Linked DNA regions of Homo sapiens: region 1 is linked to region 2. A link is an interaction called in ENCODE POLR2A ChIA-PET data of the cell type or tissue named here. Cell type or tissue: Panc1. All regions are shown on one strand.

Region 1 (2,500 bases), 250 kb before region 2:
GCTTGATATGAGAAAATGCCTTTTAACTTAGCTGGTAGATACTCATTTAGATATTGTTGACTTTTGGGGGAGGGCTTGCCATAATTATAGATTGAATAACTTGTAGAATTAAATAATAAAATATAAACGGTTTTTATTGAATTCTCAAAGCTTAATTGGTCGGAGAATAAAACTTAACATCCACAAGATAGCCAACAAGCTTGCAGGCCACCTCTCCCAGTATGACTTTGAGCAATCAATTGAAAGAAAATCCTCTAACCACTGCCATCTATTTGCCATAGTTTTACAGCAGTGATCTTGCATACATATCATATACCTTCCATGACGTTGATGTCAGTGGTACTTAGGTGATACCCAGGAAAATCCAATGAGAGAAATTAAATACTAAGGAATAAGATTTTATCAGATGGAATTGAGCTTTAGAAAGGCTACAAATTCAACATTTTTTTCTCTCTCACCCATAAAATTTATTTGGGGGTAAGTACTTCATAGCTTTTCAGACTTAATCTATAGAATGTTTCAACAACAAAGACAATCTTTATTAGTCTCTATTAACAGGAATGGATTTTTGAGGCATCAATAATTAAAAGTGAGCTTTGCCTTCTTTTGACCTATCTTGGTGCTCCTGTGTGTCAAGGAAAATTAGATTACTTTTGTCCCCCATTATTTCTGAACCAGTTTCATTTTTTAAACAGCTTCAGGCGCTGCTTCAGATTTGGCCTAAACTGCCCCCCCGGGAGGCCCTAGAGCTTCTGGATTTCAACTATCCAGACCAGTACGTTCGAGAATATGCTGTAGGCTGCCTGCGACAGATGAGGTATCTTCTGCAGGTGGTTTTCTTTGGGGCAAGGAATAACTTGGGTGGGTTTGGGATGAGGGTGTCTCCTTGATGTCTCATAAGAAAGAAAAGGGCTCAGAATTATTCACAGTTCAAAGCATTTGCTCATGTACTCCTGCCAGCTCCCCAACTCAATGTTTATACTAGAAAAAAAAAACCAAAAGCATGCTAGGTCAGAAGGTCCTCAAGATCACCCTCAGGTTTGATGACTCACTGGGAGGACTCAGAACTCAGCACATAGTCACTTACAGATATAATTTATTGCAGCAAAAGGATACAGAGCAAAATTTAAAGAGGGAAAAAGGTTCATGGGGTGAAGTCATGAGGAAAACAGGCATACATAAGCTTGTAAGAGTTCTTTTCCAGTGAAGTCACCCCAAACACTTTTATTTCTATCAGGAGTGAGTTGTGATAATACAAGTCTGCAAGGGAAGCTTGTTAGAGACTTCGTGGCCACGGTTTTTACGGGCAGCTATCACATAAGCACCCTCTGCCTAGCATGTACCAGATTTCTATACTCCCAGCAGTAAAGTGGATATACAACATAAACCATTATTTGCACAAATAGTTTAGGTGCAGTGAGCCACTCTTATCAATTAGGGAGGGTGGTGGGAATCCTGAAATCTTAATTCCCAGATGCTAGCCATGGGCCAATCCTATAAGCAGGCTTGTTAGAGGATAGCAGCCAAGCCTGCTGTGTTACCTCTTTTCTTCACACAGTCTATCCACCCTCCAGAATTAAGAAATGTTAATTTTTGTCATGGGTTTAAAATATATATATATATATATATATATATAATATATATATATATATATATATATATATATTTTAAGCAAATACATTACAGTTAAAGTTGAAGTCCTCATAGTTTCCTTATCCAGTCTTGATTACTTCTCTTCCTTCTCAGAGGCAAACATTATCATGAATTTGGTGTGTATGCTTCTATATCACATTTTTCTGTTTCATATATATCTATGAAAATATAGACATGGAATTATTATTACACAAATGTGTCTTGCCATATGCATTAGTTTATATCATGCTTTTTAAAAATTTGGCCAGATGGCTGGGTGTGGTGGCTTATGCCTGTAATCCCTGCACTTTGGGAGGCTGAGGCAGGCAGATCACTTGAGGTCAGGAGTTTGAGACCAGCCTGGCCAACATGGTGAAACCCCATCTCTACTAAAAATACAAAAAATTAGCCAGGCGTGGTGGCCGGTGCCTGTAATCTCAGCTACTCAGGAGGCTGAGGCAGAAGAATCACTTGAACCCAGGAGGCAGAGGTTGCAGTGGGCAGAGATCGTACCACTGCACTCCAGCCTGGTTGACAGAGCGAGACTCCGTCTCCAAAAAAAAATAATAATAATTCAGCCAGCTGTGGTGGCTCACACCTATAATCCCATCACTTTGGGAGACAAACGCAGGCAGATCGATGAGCCCAGGAGTTTGAGACCAGCCTTGGCAACATGGTTAAGCCCCGTCTCTACCAAAAATACAGAGACATTAGCTGGGCGTGGAGGTGCGCACCTGTGGTCCCAGCTACTTGGGCGGCTGAGGTAGGAGGATCACTTGAGCCCTGGAGGCGGAGGTTGCAGGAGCTGAGATGGTGCCACTACACTCCAGCCTGGGTGACAGAGTGAGACCCTGTCTCAAAAAATAAA
Region 2 (2,500 bases):
GGTGCAATCTCGGCTCACTGCAACCTCCACCCACTGGGTTCAAGTGATTCTCCAGCCTCAGCCTCCCGAGTAGCTGGGATTACAGGCACCTGCCACCACGCCTGGCTAATTTTTTGTATTTTTAGCAGAGACAGGGTTTCACCATGTTGGCCAGGCTGGTCTCGAACTCCTGAACTCCTGATCCACCAGCCTCGGCCTCCCAACGCGTTGGGATTACAGGCATGAGCCACCACACCCGGCCGCCGATTCCCCATTTTGCTTTTTCTTTCTCACACTGATTTAGATAATAGTAGATATTTATTGTTCTGTATGAATTTTAGAATCAGCTTGTCAATCTACAAAAAAAAAATCCTCCTGAGATTTCAATTGTTATATTTTTTAAATTATAAGTTAACTTGTGGGCTGACACGGTTAAATATTACATCATTGACACCCTTTATTTATTCACATTTTCTATTCACATTTAGGATCAAATTTTCCAACTCTTTTTCTCTAAAAGTCCTGTATATTTTTTGTTAGAGTACTGTGTGGCATTTCATTTTCTGGGCAACTTTGCTGAAATTTGTTAATAGTTCTAATTGTTCATTGATTCTCCCAGAACTCTTTTTCTTTGATTTAAATCTGTTGGCTCTTTTATGTTTTTAGAGTTGAACTTCATGAGTTTGGGGAATATCATTTATTTTCCATTTTTGTTTTGTAATAAATCAATTCAAAGGTATAAAATCCTCTAGTTTTTGACACAATAAATTGCTATTCTGCTCTCATTTTTCTATTCCCATTATGACTTCCTCTTAATGAGTTTTCAAAATAGTAATGTTTTAAAGTATCTAGACATGTGAGATTTCAATAGGTATATATTTTTGCTGTTTTCTAATAATAATTTTATTTCTTTGTGGCCTGAACAGTCTGTAGGATTGTCAATTCACTGGAATATGTTGATAATTCCTTGTGGCCTAGTACATGATTAATTTCCATGACTATTCCATGTGTGATCAGGTTATTAATCATGTCCTTCTAATATGCTTTATCCTTGCTTAGTCTTTGCCTGCTTCATTTATCATTTTCAGAAAGGGATGTATTAAAAGATTCCAAGCACAACTGTTGATTTATCTACTTCCTCATGTCGGTTGTTGATTTATATTTCAAGTTTATATTCTGTAATACATATATGTCTGTGATTATCATAATTATTGAGACAAGGTCTCACTGTGTCACCCAGGCTGGAGTGCAGTGGTGTGATTTTGGCCTACTGCAGCCTTGACCTCCCAGGCTCAAGCAATCCTCCCACCTCAGCCTCCCGAGTAGCTAGGACTACAGGTATGCACCACCACGCCTGACTATTGTTTGTTTGTTTGTTTGTTTTGGTAGAGACGGGATTAGGTCATGTTACACAGGCTAGTCTCAAACTCCTGGGCTCAAGCTATCCGCCTGCCTTGGCCTCCCTAGTAGCTGAGACTACAGGTACATGCCACCATGTCTAGCTAATTTTCTAATTTTTTTGTAGAGATGGGGCTTTGCAGTGTTGCCCATGCTGGTCGTGAACTCCTGGGCTCAAACCATCCACCTGCCTCAGCCTCCCAAACTGTTAGGATTACAGGTGTGAGCCACCATGCCCAGGTATATCATTATTGCCCTTTACAAGCATATAACAACCTTCTTTGTCTTTGAGTTCTATTCTATTTTGTCTAATATGACAATTGCTATCTCAGCTTTCTTTTGTTTCAAGACTTGGCCAGTTGCATATTTTCCATCCTATTTTCAACCGTTTTGAGTTCATGTCATCTCATGTCATTTAATACTCACCTAATCCCTTATTTGCCCCATTTTACAGATAAGGAAACTAAAGTTCAGAGAGGTTACATGACTTATAATCTCCAGTAGTGGAGTGCTAGAACGGAGACCCAAGCCTGGGTCTGTCTGACCACAGAGTCTGTGCTTTTCCACTTCGTCCACTACTCCTCCTAAGAAAACCTCACACAGCATCATGTAGGGGTTTTATAGAAACCTCTTTTACAAAGTCTGGGATTTAGCAGGCAACTGCCCTTATGGGGCTTTAGCCCTGATTGGTAGAGGCCATGCCTTATGACTTACAAAGGGCATTCCATAAACACTTTCATTTGATGCTCCCAACACTCTATAAATCATTATTCCCCTTTTACAAATGAGGAGACTCAGAGACTAGTTAGTACTTAAACAAGATTACCCATGTGATCAGAACCCAGATCTCACCTGCATATGATTTGAGCCTAAGCCTCAAATCTTCTCATCCATTTCCTCTCCTCCCCATCCTCCACCTGAAATGTCAGCATTTGAAGTCCATTCCTTAGTGTTTTTCTAACCTATTCCTTGTGTATTTCAAATTCCACCTCTCTAAGCCTCAGCTTTCTCATCTGCGAGATGGGTACAATACTGCCAACTTCACAGTTCCTGAAAAGACTAAAGGCATGGATGATGCTCGGTATCCTTCCTGGATCAGAATAAGCGTTCTGGAAGTGGTAAC

Evidence for each region. ChIA-PET counts read pairs that join two places held together with the same protein. Peaks named below come from ENCODE experiments on the same cell type or tissue, not always from the same donor. Only the 100,000 strongest peaks of a DNase experiment are listed, where the experiment ranks them.
Region 1: POLR2A ChIA-PET joins it to region 2 with 10 read pairs; 3 of 35 experiments call an interaction of 5 or more read pairs at or near these places.

Annotation. Positions count from the first base shown.
Region 1 is chr3:138,693,103-138,695,602 of GRCh38, reverse strand. It overlaps PIK3CB (phosphatidylinositol-4,5-bisphosphate 3-kinase catalytic subunit beta), which reads left to right. Exons shown (of 24, transcript NM_006219.3): 14 at 696-817. Among named protein-coding and RNA genes, the nearest start is that of FAIM, 86 kb to the right of the region's middle. In Panc1, no CTCF peak of the experiment used is centred here; a DNase peak (open chromatin) is centred at 1,102; H3K27ac peaks cover 1,578 bases.
Region 2 is chr3:138,445,727-138,448,226 of GRCh38, reverse strand. The region is part of intron 1 of ESYT3 (extended synaptotagmin 3); the gene reads right to left. Among named protein-coding and RNA genes, the nearest start is that of ESYT3, 12 kb to the right of the region's middle. In Panc1, no CTCF peak of the experiment used is centred here; no DNase peak of the experiment used is centred here.